Linked DNA regions of Homo sapiens: region 1 is linked to region 2. A link is a loop called in an ENCODE intact Hi-C map of the cell type or tissue named here. Cell type or tissue: mammary epithelial cell. All regions are shown on one strand. Links, peaks and the distances in the headings refer to the core of each region. The heading gives the core; the rest is flanking DNA. Region 1 has its middle 28 kb from the start of LINC03040. Region 2 overlaps SCIRT (stem cell inhibitory RNA transcript).

Evidence for each region. Peaks named below come from ENCODE experiments on the same cell type or tissue, not always from the same donor. Only the 100,000 strongest peaks of a DNase experiment are listed, where the experiment ranks them.
Region 1: a loop joins it to region 2, with 3 times the contacts of the local background. A loop is called at or near these places in 13 of 110 quality-filtered maps.

The regions. Positions count from the first base shown.
Region 1 is chr6:43,966,242-43,977,932 of GRCh38, forward strand. No RefSeq gene overlaps it. Among named protein-coding and RNA genes, the nearest start is that of LINC03040, 28 kb to the right of the region's middle. RefSeq lists an enhancer at 11,296-11,555. In mammary epithelial cell, for the core only: a CTCF peak has its summit at 6,421 (motif pointing right); no DNase peak of the experiment used is centred there.
Region 2 is chr6:44,056,485-44,068,175 of GRCh38, forward strand. The region is part of intron 1 of SCIRT (stem cell inhibitory RNA transcript); the gene reads right to left. Among named protein-coding and RNA genes, the nearest start is that of SCIRT, 12 kb to the right of the region's middle. RefSeq lists enhancers at 2,080-2,259, 6,237-7,199 and silencers at 2,560-2,629, 6,383-6,452. In mammary epithelial cell, for the core only: a CTCF peak has its summit at 6,495 (motif pointing left); DNase peaks (open chromatin) are centred at 5,507, 6,097, 6,487, 8,147 and 1 weaker place; H3K27ac peaks cover 4,961 bases.

The DNA of each region.
Region 1 (11,691 bases), core at 4,329-9,328, 89 kb before region 2:
CCCTCCACTCTCCTCTCTACTATCCTGAAATAAAAACCAACCTTAGGCCCTCCTCTTAGGGTGAGGGTGAGCCCCCCAGGCCATGTAGGCTCTGGCCCCTTTCCTCCTGCTCTTCCTCTGAGTGCCTCCACCCTTATTCACAGGCTCACTCTTGTCTCAGAGCCTCTGCCTAGACTGCTCTTCCCAGCCTCCAAACCCACTTTCCAGGGCTGATCTGCATTCACACTTCAATGTTCTTCTCTGATCACCCACCCACCCCACCTCAAGAACAATACTTATCACAGTTTTTATCATTTTTGTGTGTGCAGTTATTTCAAGTTTTTCTCACCCACAGAGATGGAAAGCTTCAGGAAGGGAACAGGTTCTGGCTTGTTCAGCACTAATCTCCCACACAGGGCCTAAAATATAGTAGGTGCCTGATAAATATTTACCAAATGGATGAATGAACTATCCCGTTGGAACACTGATGTTAAGCAGTAAGGGAATGCTTTTAAACCAGGAGGGAGGCTGTGCTTACAGTGGAGACCTGAGCACAGTGCGGAAGTGCAAGTCCCTGTCCCATCTTTACTTACTGTGTGATGTGGGAATCTCCATTTCCTCTCCTGTAGGATGGGATCATAATAATGACAATCACACACTTGGCAAAACCCTGAGGTTGCTACGCCATCAAATGCAACAACGGACGTGAGACTCTTCTACGAACTGCCCAGCCAAGTCTGCAGAGGGCTGACAATGGGCTTGGATTCAGATCCCAGCACTGCTGCTTAGTAGCTGGGTCAGCTTGGAGAAGTTACTCAACCTCTTTGAGTGTCAGTCTCCTCAAAGATGCAGTGCAATCTCTACCTCATAGGGAAGTAGGAGAGAGACAGTGTGTCTCAAGCACTCAACACCAAGTCTAGCACGGAGTAAGCCTGAAGCTCAAGTGGGCGTCCACTGTGACTATTACCTTTATCGCCAAACATATTTTATACAGGAGCTGTGTAGCATTGCTTATTGAGAAACCAAAGAATGATGTTATAGTATATGTTTTTATAATACGCCTAGGACAGGAGGGTGGGGCAGACTTTGGGGAGAGACCTCCTTGAGCATCTCTTCATGCTAGGCACTGGGCTGTACACACATGGGGAGCTGCCAGCCATCTCCGCCTGCCCTAAGGTGGTTCATTCTACAGGCTCATTCACCTCTGGAAAGTAAAACCAGCCACAGTGGAAGGAGCATCTGAGGCAGATCCTGGCCACAGGCAGAACCCTGTGGGAATCAGGCCATAGGACATTTATGCAATATGGTTGAACAGGAACAGGGTAGTGGCCTCTTAGAGCTCAGCTTCAGATCACAGGGAAATGGGGTTTCCCATAGGGCCAGGGTAGGTTCAGGATGGAAGCCAAAACCACTCGGGTAGGCTGGGCTGAGCACTTGATTGGGGGCTCAGGAGAGAGAGGTACCACAATCTGAGCACCTCCTATTAATACTTGGTAGGCTCTGGCCTGGGCACTTTAAAGAGCATCAAAGCAATCCTACCAGGTAGGTGCTACTAGCCCATTTTCCAAAGGAAGAAACTAAGGCTCAGAGAAGTGAGGCCAAAATATGCTGAACCAGAATTCTACTCCTTGAGCAGGCAGCTTTCCACTGCCCCAGCCTGCCTCCCCCGGGGAAGGAACCTAGGTGCTGACGGGACCTGTCCTGGGCTGTCTCCAAGGAGAGAAAGCAAGCAACAGGGCCCAGGACCCTGGACTCTCTCCCCCAAGTCTCCTCCACTTCCAAGTAGAAGTGGAGACCTCTGTATGCCTCTAGAAGAATAAATTATTAAGAATGTTATTAGCTATAATTTAATGAGCGATTATTATGTGCCAGTGAGCTTTCATTAACTCATTTAATGCTCACAACAGCCCGGTGGCTGGGTCCCTGCCCACCTTTATATATGGATGAGAAACCAAAGTCCAGAAAAGCTAGCATTGATTCCTCTGGCACCCCTTCTACTTTTTTGGAAAATAAAAATGCGTTGTTGCAATACTTTGGAGCATCAACCCAGAATCACATAACAAGAACAGAGGAATTAGTCAGTTGCAAAGTCCTCCCTCGTGTCTACCCCAAGTCCCTCAGGCTGCAGTGAGAGCTTGACATTCCCCAGCTTCTCTGGGCCAGCCAGCAGCCACCCCCTACCATGTGGCCTTGGTCCCTCCTCTGCTGGGAATCAGGAGGGGGGTGGTCCTCCTTTGTTCCCCAGGCTCGGGGGAGCATTCCTACCCCAGAGAGGCCAGCTGAGGTCACGGGTCTATGCCCCCTCCCCAGGCCAGCCTGACCAAGCTGGCAGCCCCGTCAATCAGGTGCAGCCTGCTCAGCAGCCAGCCTTTTATTTCCTATATTAAAAGGGCTTGTGATTCCTGATTGAATTAAAGGCGGGAAGGTCAGCTCTGAGACCAGCAGGGAGATTTCAATCACGGGAGACCGGAGGCAGCCAAGGTGGGCAGGGGGGCAAGGCAGGGAGCAGACAAGGCCAGGAGCAAGAGTAGGGACGGGCACCACCGCTTCTCTCCCAGGCCAGACCAGTCAAAGCATGGTACAAGGGTGGCTAGTCCACAGCACCCACCCCCACAACCCTTTTGAAAATGTCAGTTTGAATTAAAGAAATTTCATCCTCTGATACAGCAGACAACCTGAACTGCTGGACTAGGCAGACTTGCTTGCGTATCTGTTAGTTAAAATGCCCTCAGAAAAGTGAATTCCACAGTTTCCCTCATTTCCTACTGTCAGCAGGTTCTTTCTGACTTCTCTCTTAAACTCCATGTTGGATCTTAAGGAGACAAAGATGATGCTACTTGCTTTGAAGTTATAAAGGACAGTCAATCAGCTGCTTTTTCGGCACCTATGGCTCAGGCTCAGGGATCCTGCAAACTGCCAGTGCTTTCCTGCGACCTGGGTAGAGTGGGGAGAGGACTGCAATGAACACAGTCTTCCTGGCTGTGTGCTTGGGGGAAAGCTCCTCATTTGCCCAGGGACTCAGTTTCCCCATCTGTGCAATGGGCAGCATAGTCCGTACAGGATTTGCTGGAGTACTAGCCTTCCCTGGATAGTCAGGGTTGAGATGTGCCTTTTTGCTTGGGCTAGCACTGAGTCTACCTTATATATAACCCTGGAGTCCCCCTGCCAAGAGTCAAGTCAGGAAGTACAAGGGCTTGATTCCTATCTCTGCAGGGCAGATATGGAAGCCCTGGGGTAAATGCCCCATGTCCTCCAAGGATAGGCAGGAAGAACAGGCTTGACCCATGGTGGGGCTAAAGTTAAATATCAGGATGAACTGACTTCCTCAGTGAGAGTGGTTTCTGGAACTAGATCACAGAGAAGCCTTTTCCCGTCTCCCTACCCGCTACCCCCTCCGGTCCTGTGCTATCTCCATGCAGGCAGCCTTAGATATAGGGGTTGCACCACAAGTGGTGGGACTGAGATCAGACATGAGAAAGGACTTCCTAATGGTGGGCGAGATAAGGCAGTAACATACATCATCAAAGGAGGGGCGCCTGTGGGGCACGTTTAAGGAAATAAGGAATCATGGGCACCACCTAAGGCAGTGGAGGTAAGCTCTGGGCCTGGAGCCAGAGAGCTGGTTCCCTTCTCAAACCTTGCTGGTCTTGAGCAGGTCCTTTGCCTCTTCTGCGGAAGGGAGGTGATGATGCTATCTTAGCAAACAAGGCACGCACAGGCTTCTAATGGCAGAGTGACATGGGCGGCTGAGGGTCGGCTGTGTGGGTGGCTTTTTCCTGTATATATGAATTTTATATGCCCTTCCAAAAAGTCAGTAATATCTTTTTAATGCCTTAGCATAGCTGTATCTTTCTCTACCAGCAGATTCACAATTCCTGTTCCATGTTCCAGACACTGTTTTAAGTACTTTACATATATTTAACTCATTTAACCTTCTCAATAACTGTCATGATCCCCATTTAGAGATGGGGAAACTGAGGCACAGAGCAGTCCAGTAATTTGCCTAAACTTAGCAGTAGCAGAGTGATGGTTTGAATCGGGGCAGCCAGGCTCTGGAACAATGCTAGCACTCAAGCTACAACTCTCTGTGATGAAAGAGTCCTTCTGTATCTGTGCTATGCAGTGTGGCAGCCATGAGCATTTGCCATATGACTTATGTGACCAAAAAACTGGATTTTACTTTTACTTCATTTTAATTTAAGTAGCTACATGGGGCTAGTGGCTGCTGTATGGGACAGTGCAGCTCTAGAGACCCTGGGAACACCAGGCAGGCAGGACGAGGTCATCACTGAAGATCATTCAGATTTGTCCCTCTCATCCTCCCATTACCCTCCTCCTGCTACTTCCAGCCTAGACTTCCAGGAAAGTTCTCCCTTTCTCCCACATTCCCCTGTGAGAGCTTCCTTGTCCATCAGCAGGTGTGTGTTCCACCCACAGCTGCCTCCTTGTTCCTGACATGCTTGAAGCTGTCTTGGAAGACCAGGACAGCCCCATGCAGGGGCCTGGCCTGGTCCTTGGTGTCTGAGTGAGCTCCCTGTAGAGCCTGGCCTATTGGTGCTGGCAACCTCTCTTGACACCAGGGAGAGAGCACTTCTCCCACGAAGGGGACCCATCCCTCCTTGGTGGACACTTTGTGACCTGAGTCCACTGGGGAGACATATATGGACAGCACTCCCACACCAGGGCCTCAAGCTGGAAGCTCCCTTCTAGGTCACACCCTGTCCTGAGACCTGAGGTCTCTGCAACTGATGGGGTGTACTGACAGCTTCCTGCTCTGCCCCCCAGGGGCTGAGGCCCAATAGGGCGCTAGATGCTAGAACCGCAAGGAGTCAGTGGTGCTACGGAGGGCTGGAACTCATTCTGAGCCTTGAAGTAGGAAAAGTTGTAGGTGAGCTAAGCCTGTGGTAGGGGGCATATCCTGCAGAAAGAAGAGTAAGGTCAGAGGGGTAGAGGCACAAAGGTTTGGCTGCATTATCATATAGGAACAAGGCAAGAGTTGAAGCCACAGGGAGCTTGGGGAGAAGAAGCAGCTAGTAACGCTAACACCCCTGTTTTAGCACCCCTGCAGGCCAGCACAGTTCTAGACCCATTATGTGTGTTATCTCATATGGTTCTCAGAACTGCCCTAGGAGGTAGACAGACCTTACAAAGAAGGAAAAGGAGACTCAAGAGGGGAGAGGCACTTGCCCAAGTCACACAGCCAGCAGCCTGGCTTCACCGGTACTGCGCATACCTGGCCTGCTTCCAAAAGACACGTGGACTTGCTTCTGCAAACAACAGATTTTCAGGAGGATCATGCCAGGCTTGTACTTTCTTATTCTTTTCTTTTCTTTTGAGACAGGGTCTCACTCTGTCACCCATGTTAGAGTGCAGTGGTGTGATCATAGCTCACTGCAGCCTCAACCTCCTAGGCTCAAGCAGTCCTCCCACCTCAGCCTCCAGAGTAGTTGGGATTACAGGCCTGAGCCACCACACCCGGCCCAGGTTTGTACTTTGAAAAGCTCCCTGGGGCTGCTGAATGAGAATGAATGGGAATGGGAAAGGCAGGAGACAGGAGCTGGGCAGGAAGTGGTGGCAGTAATTGAGAAAAAGAGGGCCTGGCCTGCTATGTGTAGGAAGCTAAGTCAGCAGAGAGAGGGAGAAGGCCCCAAACTGCAAAGTGGATCCACAGGGTGCTGTTGGCTGGGGTGGAGCTGAGGAGGGACCGCCAGAGAAAGTGATGACTTGCGTTTAGATCATGTTACTTTTGAGGGGCCCATGAGAACTTCAGGGATCTGGAGCTCAGGAAGGAAAACCTGAGGTAGAGGAATGGATTTGGGGGCCAGTGTTGATGGTTGAGACCTTGAGTGGGTTCTGGGAGAAGAGAAGCAGCCCCCATCTTACCCTGAGGACTCCCAACCTCCCAGGGACCAGCAGAGGGTTGGGAGCCCTTCAAGAAAACAAAAACAGAGACCCAGGAGGACAGGCATCCTGGAAATGAGGGAGGTCAACATGGGGAGACCTAGGAGGACGGGCATCCTAGTAATGAGGGAAGTCAGCATGGGGAGGCCCTGAGCAGGCCAAGGAAATAAAAACTCAAACTGGACCCTCCAGATTTGGTGCCCAGGAGGTTCTAGCAGGGACAGCAGAGGGCAGGAACCAGGCTGGGCTGTGGGGTGAGGACAGCATGGAAGGCAGGCCATGGGGAAGGGGCGCAGCTCTCCAGGAAAAGGGAGAAGATGAGGCAGTGGTTAGAAGGGAGGTGAGAGAGCACCTCTGGGGTCCCTGGGTACACCCTGCCACATGAGTAGTCCCTGGAGCTTCAGGTCTGCATGCCCTGGCTCCTTTATGCCAAGTGTGGCTTCTCTGACTTCCTCCCTCACACGCTCCGAAAAGCACTCAAAAAAGTGCTGAGCCCACTGCTGGCCCTGGAAAGGTTTGCTGATTCACGGAGGTGGAGAGTCTGGCAGCCTGAAGATGGCAGAGGACTCCACCCTGCCTTGGGGAAAGAAAGCAGCCTGGAAGATGTAGGAGAGGCCACAACATTCTACTCATATACATCCTGTGCAGGGTGCAGGGCCAGAGATGGGCAAGAGCCGGTGCCAAGAACATATCCCTAGCTGGCCATCCTCTGAGGCAGAGGGAGCAGAGAGGTCCCAGAACTACTGTAGTTTTATACTAAGTCTTAAAATTAGGTAGTATAGTTCTCTAGCAGGTGAGGAATGAAGGAGGGTTCCTTGGGGGAGGTGCATTAGTGCTGGGCCCAGCGGATGGGTTCAGTTTTGCCCAGTGGAAATGGAAAGGGAAAGGACATTCCTGACAGCATGCACACAAGCAGGAAATCGAGAGGCCTTGTAGGCATCTGGCAAGGAGCCTGGGCTGGCTGGCTCCTCCAGCATCAGCTGTGGAGAGACATGACGCTGAAGGGAAGCTGGCCTCCAAGTCAGGGAGAGCTCTGAATGTGCAAGTAAAAGAGTTGGAGCTTTATTCTGCAGACAGTGGTGAGCCCTTGCAGGTTTTGCAGCAGGAGAGATCTCTGAGGGTATCTCCTCTGGCTGGAGCAGCTGTGGGAAGACCAATTGGTTCTTGATGGGAGGGAGGGGAGGGAATGTCCATCAGGGTCTCCCATAGGGCAAGAACCCCAACCCCACAGTCAAGGCCAGGCTGGTAAAAATAGCTGGGAATCCCGCTGGATAAAAATAGCTGTGGGCAAGGGAACTCACCTGCACCAACAGGTAGGAAAAGTAGGTCATGGCTATGGGCCACCTGGGAGGTGAGCAGGAGGGAACAGAGCTCCTTCAGAGCCTACCACTTCCTCCTTCACCCGTGAAGACTCAGCCTCCTGGGCAGCTCTGAGCAAGGTCTGACAATGGAAGAAGGTCTGGAATTAGCTCCCTAGGCCTGTGGGCCACATGCTATCTCTCCCTCTGGGGGCATTTCTACCTCCCAGCTAGCTTTGAGCATCTTCTGGCACCCTGCTTTGACTTCAGGAATCCACTTCCCAGCAGAATCTAGTGATTCGTTTCTTGGCGACATCACTTTCTAGACTCACTGAGTTCAGAATCTATTAACCTCTTTATTGTAACTGTTGATTTATTGAGCATTTATGAAGTTCTATGCGTGGTGCTAACTTTTTCACAGTACAAGAATAACCTCTCTGAAATATGAGTCTGTTCTCCAAGAGCCAAGCGTCTCTCTCTCGGAACTTCTGTCCACACTACTGGGTTTTTTAAATTATCATACAGTAAAATTTACTGTTTTTCTTCTGGTATACGGTTCTATGGATCTGAACATGTGCAGATGTGTGTATCCTCCACCATCATCAGGATACGGGAAAACTCCATCATCCCCTAAAAACGCACTCATGCTGTTGTTTTATAGTTATATCCTCACCCCACCCATAGTCCTGGCAAATACTAATATGTTTTCCATCACCATAATTTTGTCTTTTTGAGAGTATCAAGTAAATGAAATTACAGTGTGTGACATCTTGACTGGCTTCTCTCATTTAGTATGAAAGTCTTTGACATTTATCCAAATATTGTTGCACTTATCAATATTGTTCCTTTGTACTAATCAGTGGTATTTCATTGTTAACCATTAACCCATTGAAGGACATTTGAGCAGTTTGCAGATTTTGGCTATTACAAATAAAGTTGCTATGAACATTCAGGTACAGGTTTTCATGTGAAGAGATGTTTTCATTGCTCTAGGGTAACTACATTAGGAGGGGGATTACTGGGTCACATGGTAAGTGTATACTCAAAGATTTAACTTTACAAGAAAGTGACGAACCATTTTACAAAGCATCTGTACCATTTTACATTCCCACCAGCAATGTATGAGAGTACTAGTTTCTCTGTGTTCTTGTCAGCTCTTGGTTTTACATTTTTTAATGTGCTATTCTAACAGGTATGTAGAGGTATCCCATCATGGATTCAATTCACATTTCTCTGAGTGTTAGTAATGTTGAATATCTTTTCATGTGTTCGTTTGTCATTTTTATATCCTCTTTGGTGAAGTGTCTGTACAAGTCCTTTACCCATTTTTTTAATGAGGTGGCTTGTTTTCTTGCTTTTGAGTTTTGAGAGTCCTTCGTATATTCTGGATACAAGTAATTTGTCAGATATGTGGTTTGCAAATATTTTTTTCCCAGTCTGTACGTTGTCTCTTCACTTTCTTGACAGTGTCTTTCTTTGACAGAGCAAAAGTTTTTAATTTTGATGCAGTTTGGTTTATGAATATTTCCTTCATGGATGAATCATGCTCTTGGTATCATTTTAGAGCTCTTCACCCAGCCCCAGGTCATAAAGATTTTCATATATGTTGTCTTCTAACAATTTTATAGTTTACATTTTACATTTTGATCTGTGATTCATTTGGGGTTAATCTTTGTATTTAGGTCAAAGGTTTTTCTTTGTTTATGGATGACTAGTTGTTCCAAATTCATTTGTTGAAAAGATTATTTTTTCTCCATTGAATTGCCTTTGTACATATTATTCATATTTGTGTAGATCAATTTCTGAACCTTCTGTTCTGTTTTACTGATCTGTATATTCATCTTTTTGCAAATTTCACACTCTCTTGATGACTACTGTAGTTTTGAACTAAGTCTTAAAATTAGGTAGCATAAACTGGGCAAGGTAGCGTGCATCTGTAATCCCAGCTACTCAGGAGGCTGAAACAAGAGGATTGCTTGAGCCCAGGAGTTTGAGGCCAGCCTGAGAAACATAAGAGAGACCTCATTTCAAAAGACAAAACAACTGTCCCCCTCAAAAAAAAAAAAAAAGAAGAAGAAGAAAGGAGATTAGGTAGTATGATTCCTCACACTTTATTCTTTTTCTCCCCAAAATTGTTTTAGCTATTCTAGTTCCTCTGTCCTTCCACAATATTTTAGAATCTGCTTGTTAATATCTAACAAAAAAATCCTGCTGGGATTTTGATTGGTATTGTGTTAAATCTATAGTCCACTTTGGGAAATTGACATCTTTATGTTGAATCTTCTGTCCATAAATATGGTATACCTTTCCATTTGTTTAGGTCTTCATTATTTATTGCAACAGCATTTTGTAGTTTTCAGCATACAGATCCTGCACATCACACTCGTCTCCTCCACTAGACTACCAGCCCCATGAGGCAGGGACCATGTCTGTATTACATACCACTGCATTTACTGAGCTTCCAGAGGGCCTGCCTGGCATGCAGTTGGTCCTCACTAAATATCTCTGAGTGAATAACAGCACTTTTGCATTTGTCATCTAATTTAATCTACCCACAATCAGGTTAGAGATTACACTTCTTACTTCATGGAGGAGAAAACTGAGGCTTGGAAAGGAGGTATAGTGAACATATCTAGAATGTTCCTCAAGATTCTCGCCTCCTGGTGTACATGCCCTATAAAATTCCCTCCCTTGAGTGTGGAAAAAGGACCTATGAATACGATGAGATATCATTCCCGTGATTCGTTCACATTATAGAGCAAAGGTGGAGGAGTTTTGTAGATGTAATTAAGGTCCCTAATCAGTTGACTCTGAAGTTATCGCAAAGGAGATTTTCCCAGATCAGTCTGACCTAATCAGGTCAGACCTTTTAAATGAGAGTCTGGAGGACACAAGGTGGAAAAGTCAGAGGGATTCAAAGCAGCAGAGCTGCTCTTCTATTGGCCTTGAAGAAGCTAACTGCCATGTTATGGAGAGGGTCACATGATAGAGAACAGCAATATCCTCTAGTAGTTGAGGCCCTCAGTCCCACAAGGAACTTGGGAGAGAACCTCAAGCCTCAAATGAGATCACAGTCCAGCCAACACCTTGACTTAAGCCTGGCAAGACCCTGAGCAGAGAACAAACTTGTGGTAATTTGTTACACAACAATAGAAAATTAATATGGAAGCCTTTCCTAGGGACCCAGAGTTGGGACTCACACAACTCCTGGGTTGCTGAGCTATGCTCTCAACTACTTATCTGTCTCCCAATGCCTTCTCCTCTTGGGGGCTTGAGCCTTTTTGTTTATGCCTTTTGTTTTGTTTTATCTTTGTTTGGATATCAGGATTACAGAATCCTTGGTCTATGACAGTCTTATTAATGGTACATGCACAGCCCACTTTTATTTATGTTGGTTCGTTAGTTGGTTTTACTAATGCAATAAGCACCCTTAAACCCACCACCCAGAATAGCTAGTCCTTGACAATAACCCACATCTAACCACTGCCCCACATCCTGCCCCCGATTCCCCATCTGCAGAAATTGTCATATGAGTCCTGTGTTCATCATTCCCTTGCTTTATGAAGTTTAATGGCATAAAATTATTTTTTAAATTGTAATGTTTTTTAATTTTATAAAAAGGGTATCATGCAGTACGTAATCTATTGGGACTTTTTCATCTCAATTTTCTGTTGCCAAGCTTCATCCATATTGCTCTGTGTTGGAGTATGTCATTCATTTTGACTGCTATGTAACGTTTCACTATGTGACCACATCCCCACAACTCATCCATCCACTCTGCTCCTCATGGGCATTTGGGCAGTTTCCAGGTTTTTGCTATTGTGAACAGTGCTACTCTGAACGTTCTTGTGTAAGTCTCCTGGTTCAGTAATTTACCTCTCAGAGTCAATTTCTGCCTAAATAAACTAAAGGGGAAGGATTTTGTTTCTTTGCCACAGAAGATCCAAAAGACTAATAAAGCTTCTTGCTAGGTGCCTGCCCTTAACTGCACTCACCCCCAAACTGCTGCTTTCAGCAGATCCATCCAAATGTTGTCTCCCCCAGACACCCAAATCCGGGTCCACAAACCCCAGCCATCCACCAGGGGAGCATCAAGAGCACACAAGACAACTCCTCCTGGACTAAAGTTTCAATATCGAGAACTGGCTCTGAGGAAGTGTGCTGACCACAGGCATGGCTCATTCGCAGTTATGGGCAGGACTTTGGTCCCAAAGATATCTCATGTCACTGTGCACTCGGAATCTGCTATTCTGGAAAGCCCCCCAGCCTAAACCACAGCAGAGCATGCGATGACAGCGAGTGTGGTGACAAGTTAGCAGAGTGGGAAGTGAAACGCGGCCATAGGCTGGTCCTTGCCCTGCCTGGCCTCGAGGGAGACCTGATTGAGTCCCTGATCCCTCTTGGGCCAAAGTCTCCTCACATAGCTGAGGGGGGATGCACACTTAGTGAGATAAGAGGTTGATATCTGGTTAGATCTGGTTAGAAAGTACAAGAGGGTGGAGAAAGTGACATC
Region 2 (11,691 bases), core at 3,410-8,409:
TGAAGAAGGAGAAAGGAGATGGAGCCCAGTCAATCTGCACGCTTACCTCCAAGGGGATGGATGCAACACCACTTCTGTGCCCCCTTCATCCCCAGGATCCCTCGCTCTCTCCTGGTGCTTGGGCCCCAACAGGCAGAGTGGGACAAAGGAGGGCAAGGAAACATCTCCAATATGTTTTCCAAAGCACGGTGGGTGAGAGGAGCAAGAGGGTCAATGGGGCCTACCTCCTCTGTCCATTGAGGGATACAAGTGAAATGCGGAGGGACTGATACCCTGGACAGTACCCAGGGGCTCCATCAACTGGGGGCGGAAGACCAGTTCTGGGGGTGGGGGAGGTTCTTTCAGACTGGCCCTGCTGCCTGCAGCACGAGGAAGACCCTCTGTCCACTCCTACATCTCCCCCAAACCCCCATGGATGTGATTGGACAGCCGCCCCAGGCACTCTGTGCTGCGGGGGCAGCAGACGCTTGGTCCTCAGTGAGGAGTGGAGAGGGATCAGCATACATCACATCACACTTGGCACGGCCCCCATTGGTGGGCAGCATGCCACCGTGTTGGTGAGCTGTCTCCCTGCAGAGCCTTCACAGGCGGCAAGGGAGGGGCTTCCAGGGGAATCACTGCCTATCAGGAGTGGCACAGCCCCAGGAAGCCCCCCGGACCATCCCTAGTTCCTGCCTTGCCTGGGCCCAACCAGAGCTGGGCTGAGGAAGGGAAAAGGGAGAAGGGCACTGGGGCTGGGAGATGAATTCCAGGCTGGGCCATGCTGGGGACCTCAGGCCACAACCAAGGGCTCGATCCCAGAGGGAGAGGCCTCCCACTAATCACATTCAGGTGACCGGAAGCTCTGAGGCTCTGGACCCTGCTTCCTGGAGATGTTAGGGAGGAGAGGGAGAGAGGAGTCCCTTGGCTCTGGGCCAGTCCACAGACTTCTCCCCAGAGGCCCAAGGGCTGTTGGGGGGGGATAGAAGACCCACTATCAACTCCCACGTCCACCCACACCCAAATAATGCCTCAGTCTACAAGAAGCCAGGTCCCATAGAGTTGAGGGAGCTCACAGTCTGAAGGAGGAGACACTTCCTGCTGTCTGGGATCTGCCAGTCTGAGGGCAGAGACGTAGCCACTCCCTTCCAGAACATCAACCTCCCAGTCTCCTCATTGTCTCCAAACAGGGCTAACACTCTTCTGTCATCCCTTTCATCCTGATCTCAGTCCTTCCAGACTCAAATCACTGCCCTCCTCATCCTCAGAGCCTTCCTGGATGACCACACAGCTCCAATCCTCCACCCTGGCACTCTTAGAGCAGTTAATTTGGTGGTGGACAGATAATTCCTAATGGCATGCAAAGAACTCATATTTCCTAGGCACCACCTGTACCAGAGGCCTGGTGGCAGGACCTTGATCATGCAAACATGACATGATCCAGGCATGCAGGGAGCTTCCAGTTCAGGAACATTAGGACGGACCAAGAAGATACAGTGAACTGTCAGTTAAACATCATCTTTTCCCAGACATTTCTGCGTGTGTGTGTGCGCGCGCGTGCGTGTGTGTCCCCAGCTAGGCTGGGACTTTGTTAGAGCAAGACAGGAACTGAGCTTAAATATCAGGCCACACCCCCATCTAAACTAAGTCCCTAGGATATTCTCCCAGAGCCCCATGTAATTTTCCCTCTTGGCACACATTACAGTTTGTAATTCTTTTTGGTGTGACTACTTGCTTTAAGACTCTCCTTTTCCAGGCTCTATAAGAGTAGCTGAGTCCATGGCTTCACCCGTGTATCTTGAGCACCTGGCATATTTGATGACTGAATGAATGATTTGAATGAAAGCACCACATTCCTATTCATGCCCTTGCCCCTAGCACACAACCTGTAGGTGCTCAGTGCTCAGATTTGGCAGGATGGCAAAGTAAAAAGAAGCCCATCTTGCCACAGCTAGGAATTCAAGGTCAATCCCAGAGCAATCCCAAGGCAGTTCATCAAGGAAGACTTCCTGGTGGAGGAGGACATGGACTGGGGACTTTCAGCCTCACATCTGTTCTTCCAGTTCATCATCTGTTTCTGGCAGGAACTCCTGAGGACAGAGGTTACGTCTGGGTCTCAGGGCCATCCCCAGCACACCCCCATTCAAGCTGCGCATGACCTGCCCCACTGTCGACAGCCAGCTGTGACTCACAACTCCTGAGCCTTTCCTCTTGGCCAGAGATCGTGGAGTAGATATTACAGTAACATTACTAACCACAAGTAGAGGCGGTGACCGTACTTACGCTCAGAGCACCTCCCCCCACCCCTGAGACCAGAGCAATGACCTCACACTCATGTTCGGCAGCAAGCACGGACAGTCCTGCCCGGAGGCAGGGGGATGGCCCACATGGCCCTGGTCTTCCAGAGAAGCCCAGCGTCTGGCCTCTTCCCCTCAGCGCTGGTCACATTCTCCCCACCTTCCCCTCCAAGCAGCCCACCTGGGGTAGGTGCTGAGTCCCCTGCTGCTGCCTCCCCCGGGTGAAAGCAGAGTAAACAGTCCCCCTCTCCCCCGCCTCCCTGGGGAGGGCTGGAGGAAAGAAAGGGAAGTGACAAAAGCTGCCCTATCCCTGTCCTTCCTCACTGCTGGGTCTAGGACACTTATTCTGGGGAAAGTGGCGTCTGAGGATGTGGCTGCAGTGGCCAGTTGCTGGCGCCAGCAGAAATCCCCAAGCCCGTCAGTAGACTCTGTTCAGACGCGTTCGCTGACCATGGCACTGAGTAAGTGCTGAGGAGACACCTGAGGACCCAGGTCACGCCCCTGCCTGCCCTCTCCTCCCAGACAGGCCCCTCCTAGGGCTCAGACCATTCCAGTTCCTCTTGTCAGACCCTGAGAAGGCCCAGGGCATCCACCCCTACAGGGAAGGCTCAACAGGAAAGAAAGAAACACACAGGAACTGGGCTCAGAGCCCAGCTGCGTGCTCTTGGGCAAGTTACTTAACCTCTTTAGGCCTCAATTTCTCAACTATAAAATGGGACTAAGACTAGCTGCCTGTTGAGCTGTTGTGAGATAAGTGAGTGCACTGGCCTGGATCTGCAGACGGTGGACAACAGCCAACGGCAGCCGGATGTGGCATTGTGCTGCTGCCTTTAGCAGCTCCAGGCAGTAACTACTGAGTATCAGGGAAGAACTGAGACCTCAGAGAAGGGAGAGAACCAGGATTGCTTGAGGCAGGGCGTTGGGAAGGCCCCACTTACCCTCTGGCAGTTGCAATCTAAAAGGAACAAAGAGGCTTTGTGGCAGATCCTGTCTCCTAATATCCATTCCTCGTTTATTTCCCAACTTTTAGCCAGACCCCCATGGAATAAAGACTAGACTACCTAGCTTCCCTTGCAGCTAGGTATGGCTAGATGACTGAGTTCTGGCCAATGGAATATAAGTGTGACTTCTAGGAAGCTTCCTTGAAGGGAAGGGGCATGTCCTTCTTCAGGCTTTCTTCTTCCTTCCTGCTGGCTGGGGCTCCAGCAGCCATCTTGGGCAATGAGGTGACCCTGGAAATGGAAACCACACCTAGCAGGTCAGAAAGATAGAAGGAGTCTCTGACCACATCCCAGAAATATTTTACATGAGCAAAAAATTCACTATTTATCTTGTGTAAACCAAAATTTAACTGATACAAGCTTCTCCTCTGGTGAAATAATCTCGACTCATGTGTGGCTGGGCAGAGTAGGATGGATGAGGTGTCTAGAAGAGAAGAGTTACCAGGGGTGTGATGTCCCCATCCAGGAGCACTTCCTCCTACTTGCCCTGTGAGGTCAGGAGGAACCCTGTTGGGAGGACTTGGCTCCAGGAGGATGGATGGATGGATGGATGGATGGATGGATGGATGGATGGATGGATAGATAGATGGATGGAAAGGAGGGAAGAGCCCAGGTAAATGCATGAGATGAGGAGAAATACCTAGAAGGAGGAAATACCCTGGGAAAACACTTCAGATGACAGAGAGCCAGGCTAGGGGTGTGGGGATAGCAGAACAGGATGGCCTACCTGACTCACTGCCCAAGTCGGACTCTCAGTTTTCCCACCTGTGCTTTGGGAATGGGCCTTATCGCCTCACTCAGGGCCAGCGTGAAGTGATTCAAAAACCAAACCAAAACTAAACAGAGAATCAGTGTAGCATTAAATCCGTTGTCAGCCCAGACAAAACCCTTCTCTGTGCCTGGGATTCCTATAAAGTAAGGATACCCGTGGACCCCACCTCACCTGGCTGTTGTGAGTATTCAGCGAAAGGGCTACTGTAATGTGCTCATCACAGTGTCTGGCACAAGGCAAGTGCTCAGTAAGCAGTCAGTGCTATTATTGCTGCTGTTGAAATCCTGCCCTGGGGTGTGAGGAACAAGAAGCTGCCACTTGATTGGTCTGTGGCATGAGTTAGGGAAAGAAACCTGGACTCCTCACTCCAGAATAATATCTCCAGCGCTTTGGGGACCTAAAGGACCAGGTAATGCCTTGGGAGCACCACACCATAAACACACATCAGGATCCTGACGGCATAAGATGGAATGGGGGTAGTAGGGAGACCTGGCAGGGTGGGGGCAGCCAAGGCTTAAATTTTGGTACCACTGCCTGGGACCCCTGGAGGGACAGCTGTCAGGTCAGGCCCTGACCCCCAAGCTCTCCTCCTTGGCCAGGCCAGGTCCACATTTGGTCACAAGAAGCTGGCAAGAGGCCAGACAGGGCCGCAGATGCCATGGAGAGGGCAAACACAGGCCCGACGGAAAGGGGGAAAAAATCGGGCTTGTTCTGCCTGGGCAAGAGCAGGCTCAGGGGTGACATCAACGCCATGATAAGCAGTTAGATGAGTTAATGCCCAGGGATGCTTTTCCTGAAGTTCCCCAGAGAAAGTTGGGGGTTAAATGATGAGTGTGTTGGCAGATTTGTACCCTCAAAAAATTACGAGTGTGACCACTGTTAACAATGAGCAGGGACTTTAAGAGGAGAACTAAGGAGCTGTCATTTCTCTCTGGAGAAGTGAAGGAGAAGAAATGATCTTACATTAAAGTAAACACGATTCCGGATGACCTAAGGGAGAATTCTGACTGCCCATGACATGAGCTCTCTGTGTGCAAGGAGCTGTGGACTGAGTCCAGAACTGAATAGGGCACACAGCTTCAGTGGCCTGTCCTGAAACCCCAGCACAGCCTCCAAGTTCTGGGCTTCTGTTCCCACCTGTGTTAAATCAGACAAGGTAACGATTATGGATAGGGATTTAGGAATCATACAGAGATCAGTTTGAAGGCACTTTGGACAAGTTACCTAACTTCTCTGTCCTTTGTTTCTTCCTCTGTTTGGAAGAAAAAAAAAAAACAGAACTGGGTGCAGAGGGTTGCTGGGAAGATTAATTCAGTGGATGCCAGCTTAGAGCCTGGCACCCAGGACGAGCTCCATAAATATTCTCCAGTGGGGCTATTTTTCTCCTGTCTGGGCAGGGATTGGACAGTATCTCTTGAGTTCTTTTCAAGTCTAGAATGCCTTGATTCCACAATCCTGTGACTCACTGATTCTGCTTCTGGGGTCTGAGGACTGGGATGAGTTGGTTGCACAGCTCTGCCCTGCAGGGCCCAGGCCCAGCACCTGGACATAGCCCAGCCTATAGTCTGCACCATTTTATTTCTACCAGTGGACTTTGCCTTGCCCATCATGTGCCCTCAGCCTCATGGGCAGCCTTGTGGCCACAGGTGGCCCTGCCAGCTGTCCCTGACCTCTGCTCTGCACCTTCACCTGGAGCAGGGCAGTGCAAGCCCCTCCGGCTAACTCCTTCCTCACACCTACATTCCCCTGACAATGTCACATGCTGTGCAAGTTGGCAGGGCCAGAGGGGCCACAGATGCCAACAAAAACACCATTCCTGTGGAGGGAGAAGAGCCCATGGGTGTTATTTTTAACCTGCTGATTAGAGGCCACAGCTCTGCCCCTGGGGGTCCTGGGACTAAGGGCTCTGAGGGGCATGTGAGTTGTCAGGCCTCACCTCAATGACTCCCAAGGGTATTGGGCTGCAGAAACCCCAGCCCTTCTACCACTTTGATGGAGAAGTGGGAAAGGGAGACACAGATCAAGACATGCCCCATCTTGCCCACTGGTTTCAACTGGGGCTGAACCCAGCCAGGAAGAGCAAATGTGCCACGAATCACAGAACATTAAACCTAGAGATGGGTCCTCTCCAGTCCCTGCGTTATACAGATAAGGAAACTGAGACCTGAGGGAGGAGGCCCAAAGTCACACTGCTGGTCAACACTAGCTTCCTACCCCCTTGCCCACCTGTTGTAGACCTGGAGTTTGACAAGGACATTTCTATAACTCTCCAAGGCCACATCCTGGGGGTCACCTTGCTCCACCCTCTGTCCAGGTGACCCATCTTGCCTCTGCCCTCTCCCCAGTCTGCCCTACCCCAATGGGCTGAGCTTCTGACAACCCCATGATGAGGGCTCCAGGCCCTGGCTCACCCTGCAAGGACTTCCTAAGTGCCCAAGCAGTGCCCCCTAGAGGCCAGTGGCAGCACTGATCAGCACAGCGGGCAGCGCCATCATGGCTGGAGGCCCAGGCGAAGACGTGCAGGCCAGGGCGTGCCTGTGTGGGGGGAACAGGACCGAGCTTCTGCCAAGGGCCCGCTGCCGGCTGTTGCTGAGCTTGTGCTCGCCAGAGGGGTGGGGGCGGCAGGCAGACAATGGACCCCACGGCCCAGCCTCCTGGCCTTGGCCCCTTGAGCTGGGCAGGCAGCCGCTGGCCAAAGCAGCCGCCTCCATTGGTCCCTCACGTAGCCCACGTCCTGCCTGCTGGGTGGCCCTTATCACCGGGTACGTGCCAGAGTTCCACATGCCCACACTCCACAGTGGGGAGGGGACTGTGGGCCCAGGAGGAATGGGACCAGTGGGAAGTTAGGCTTCCTGTTTCCCTGCATCCCATTCCCAAGGAGGGGCTTGAGCAGGTCCTGAGTACCCCTTGATGAGTCTCTCGTTCTCAGAGAGATCTTAGCCGCATCTCGCCAAGTCCCAACTCTCAACAACTGTTCTCCCCTTGGAATGAAGGGGTTGGGTGGAAGAGAAGAAAGAAAGAGGCCAACAGCTTCATTTGAATGTTCTAGGTCACCAGTTCACAAATACCAACTGTTCCTCTTAACAAGCTTATACAAGAAGTAGTACTATACTATGCTTATTACTGTCTGGGGAAACAGGCACAGAGAGGTTGAGTGACTTACCCACAACCATACAGCTGGTAGGGACAGAGTCAGGATTCAAATCCGAGCAGACCGACTCCACAGCTAAACCACTCCTCAACAAAGCAGGGTCGTGACTGGCTGGTGCTCAGCCCTCTACCCCACAGAAATGATGGCTTTGGGGTCAGACAGACATGGGCTCAGGCCTGGAAATGCATGCTCTAGGGCCAGTGAAGGCCCTCTCTGGGCCAATGTTTCCTTACCTGTGAAATGGGTGCAGTGATGCAGTGAGGAAGGTACAGCCACATGTGCCTCACTGGTGGAAGCTGCTGCACAAATCCTCCTCCCCTTCACCCAGCAGAGCTCAAAGCCTCCTTTGACTGAATAATTAGAATGTCTTCTGCCTCGCCGCCTGAAGCCCACCATCCCAGCCTCCACTTCCTCTGTCCAAACCTACAGAGCGGCTCCATTCCCTGGCACTTGAGGTCTGCTGCAAGCCCCTAGCATGCCCGGCCAGGTAGCCCCGGCACGCTTGCTCAGCCCACGCACTGTTTAACCTTCCACAGGCACTGGGTTCTCCCTGTCTTCCCCCCGAGGAAGACCGTGAGTGCCCGCTGTGGGGCCAGGGGAGGATGGGGCCGGATGAGCCCCTGCCTCCCTGGTATGTGCACACATGTACAGTCAGGCCTTATTCAAGGAGCTTGGACCCTGGGCCCAGTCTCAGTTGGCTACCAGAGCTGTGTGGCTCTGTACAGGTCCTTTCACGTCACGGGGGCTGTTTCCTCATATGTCAAATGGACATCTACATCCCGGCTGGTAAAGACACAGTGAAGCCACATCTGGGACACACCCCTCCCAGAAAACTTCCTCGTGATTTCTGCTAGCAGATTAGGACTACAGCGTGTGTGGGCAGGGAAGGGATCTGGCTGGGAGGACAGGCGAAATGGACATAGACGTCAGAGAAGGCAGGAAGCAGAGGGGTTTCCCCACCATGATGAGGCTGCACAGGCAGGGGAAGAAAGGCCATGGGGGCTGAGTCACTGGCTGTGTCTAATCTGCTGCCTTCCCAGCCACTGACAATGAAGTGACCACAGGCGGATCACAGGAGATCACAGGAGGGAGGTGGCCAAACAGGACAAGAAAGGGAGCTGCAGGGACTCTAGAGGAAGTAGCCTGAGAGGCAAGGCTCAGCCCCTGCCCTCAGAGGGACCCTGAGCTGATGGGGTAGCAGACACAGCTGCTGCCTTCAGTGAGCTCCCAGTCTGACAGGGGAGACATTCTTTTGTCTCAGGAGAGAAAGGAGCTCTGCCTTCAGGGAACTCCCAATCTGACAGGGAAGTTTTATCACTTTCTGCCTTAAGGGAATTACAACTGTGACTGGGGACTCAGCCTCTGTTCGCAGGGAACCCCAGCTTGAGGTGTCTATGTCTGAGGGAGCAGGTGCCTGAGTGAGCGCTGTGCATTTGTGTGTTGACACCCTTCCTGGCTTCCTTCAGACCCTCCAATCTGATGGGAGAGACACAGCTCTGCTCTTAAGGAGCTCCTGTAAGATGGGGGAGACATAGTCCCCACATCAGGCGGCCACTAAAATGAAGGGGGAGACTTAGCTCCTGCCCTCTGTCCTCAGGGAGCCCTGTCTGCCCCCACGGGCACTCAGGTTAAGCATGCATGTGTGTGCACATGGGAATGCATGCAGGCCCTGCTCTAGCCCTCTCAGGCACCACTCCCCACCATGCCCACCTGAGAACTCCTCAAAGTAAGGAAGGAGAATCCTTGTTCGAGCCCAGGCTAAGGGGGCTTCCACAGAGGGGCTTCTGGGAGCCTAGAAGACAGAGGGTGGGGGAGACAGAAGTGCTACCACATCTAGGGTGGCTGGGCTCACTGTCCTGAACAGCTGAGCTGCATCTGCCTTCCTCATCTCCAACTCCTGATCCCTGATACACCCCAGCCTCACATGTCCGCTGAGACGCGGTACATGGTATCTCCCACACGTATGCGCGGCTCCAGCACATGGGAGAGGGTGGCTGGGGCTTGGAGCTCAAAGGAGCCTCTTCTTTTCCTCCCCGTGGCCCTCATGTTGCCTTTCACACACCCACTCTGGGTGATGGGAGGGGAGTGACCAGTCCACCCCGAGTCACTATGACTCGGTCTCCCCACCTGGAACCCTCATACTCGGTTCACAGTCTCCATGAAGGGACAGTGAGCAGACTGGGAGTCAGCGGGGAGGAGGCCCACAACAAGTCGGGAGCTCCAGTTCACCCACTCAATTCCTTCCTAGGGCAGGAAACCTTCAGGAGAGCAGAGGATGGGGCTGGGTGGGAAAATAACATGCAAGGGAGGAAGCAGGGAGCACAGGGCATTTCCCCTCAAGTGGGAGTTCCCCGAGGGCAGGGCTGTGTCTCCCCTCAGACTGGGGCACCCTGAGGACTGGGTTGTGTCTCCCCTTAGACTGGGGCACCCTGAGGACTGGGTTGTGTCTCCCCTTAGACTGGGGCACCCTGAGGACGGGGCTGTGTCTCCCCTCAGACTGGGGCTCCTTGAGTCAGGGCTGCGTCTCCCTCAGACTGGGGGTCCCTGAGTCAGAGCTGCGTCTCCCCTCAGACTGGGGCACCCTGAGGACTGGATTGTGTCTCCCCTCAGACTGGGGCTCCCTGAGTCAGGGCTGTTTCCCGCCTCAGACTGGGGGTCCCTGAGTCACGGCTGTGTCTCCCCTCAGACTGGGGCTCCCTGAGTCAGAGCTGCATCTCCCCTCAGACTGGGGGTCCCTGAGTCACGGCTGTGTCTCCCCTCAGACTGGGGGTCCCTGAGTCAGGGCTGTCTCCCCCCTCAGACTGGGGATCCCTGAGTACAGGGCTGTGTCTCCCTCAGACTGGGGCTCCCTGAGGATGGGGCTGTGTCTTCCTCAGACTGGGGCACCCTGAGGATGGGACTGTGTCTCCCCTCAGACTGGGGCTCCCTGAGTCAGGGCTGTCTCCCCCCTCAGACTGGGGCTCCCTGAGTCAGGGCTGTCTCCCCCCTCAGACTGGGGCTCCCTGAGTCAGAGCTGCGTCTTCCCTCAGACTGGGGCACCCTGAGGACCGGATTGTGTCTCCCCTCAGACTGGGGCTCCCTGAGTCAGGGCTGTCTCCCGCCTCAGACTGGGGCTCCCTGAGTACAGGGCTGTGTCTCCCTCAGACTGGGGCTCCCTGAGGATGGGACTGCGTCTCTCCTCGGACTGGGGTTCCCTGTGGACAGGGCTGTGTCTCCCTCAGACTGAATTCCATGAAGACAGGCACTGTGTCAATCCCATCAAACTAGGTCAGAACTAGATCTCCTTTAGCATCTAAAACAGGCAACTCATCCACCATCCCCAACATCATCTGGGGGTTTTCAGACTGGGTGGGGTGGGGCATCTACTTCCCACCAGGCCACCCTCCTGAGGAAGGACAATCATGCTTACTGGCAGGGGCTTCCTCAGTGAGCAGCCTGTTCCCAGTTCACCCACTCACCCCTCTGGGTGGTCTCTCCCACAGTCTAGCCCCAGTCTCTCACGTTAAATCACCATGGGTAGCTGGGCAGGCGAGACCCACAGGATGTGTGGGCAGGGCCTGCCTGGACCTGGTGGGGGGTGTATAGCTGAGAGCACAGGCATTTTGTAGCATGATCTCATGCCCACTGCCCTCAGCTAGGGGCTCTTCAGGACCATTTGAGCATGGGGAGTGGGCAGACAAGCCTGGGCAGCTATACCAGTGGCCTGAGGAAGCCAAGCTTGGCAGGTTCCTGCTTCCATGAGTCCAAATCAGCACAGGAAGTGGGTCCCAACACCATTAGCTTTCCCTTATCCTATGCTGTAGCCACCTGGATTAGCAGAGGGAGAGGCCTCCTACCCCAGTGGGTCCCTGTGAGGGGGCAGCCCGACCTTACAGTGTATACATTTGGTAGTGAAGGAAGCAGGAAACAGCTGGACAGGCCTGGGAATCCCTCCCCACTCCCTAGTCACCTTTCAATACGAGGAGCTGGGCTTTCCCAGCCCTCTATCCCCTACTCCTCCCTGCCTCCTCTTGACCTCCTGTGCCTTTTTCAGGGAAATAAAACACAGAGCCATGTGGAGATTGGGGCTGGACTTCTGTGCTCTCCTTTTTCCGTTGGCAACCCCATCTCCAGGCTGGCAGGATCAGAGTCGGTGCCTCCCACCTAACACTGACAATTGGGCATTGCCATGGCTGAGGGCACCCTAAGATATCAACCCCATTACACAGATGGGCAGACTGAAGTCTGAGGCTGTCACAGAGTCAGGACAGATCATGTCTTGGAGGTGATGCAGCCAGGCTTGTGGTCAATACCCACTCTGCCTGAGTCAGGGTAGCTCCTCTCTCGGCCAGACTGTGAGCTCCCTGAGCTCAGGGACTGGTCCCCAGCTTCCTGAAAGGGGTTTGCTGGGTAGGATTGAATGAGGGCTTGCTATGTACTGACCTGTGCTGGTCCTGGGGTGGGGTTCTGTGTCCCCATCAGCCTAGCCAGTTTAGCTGCAGGGCCTCCTCA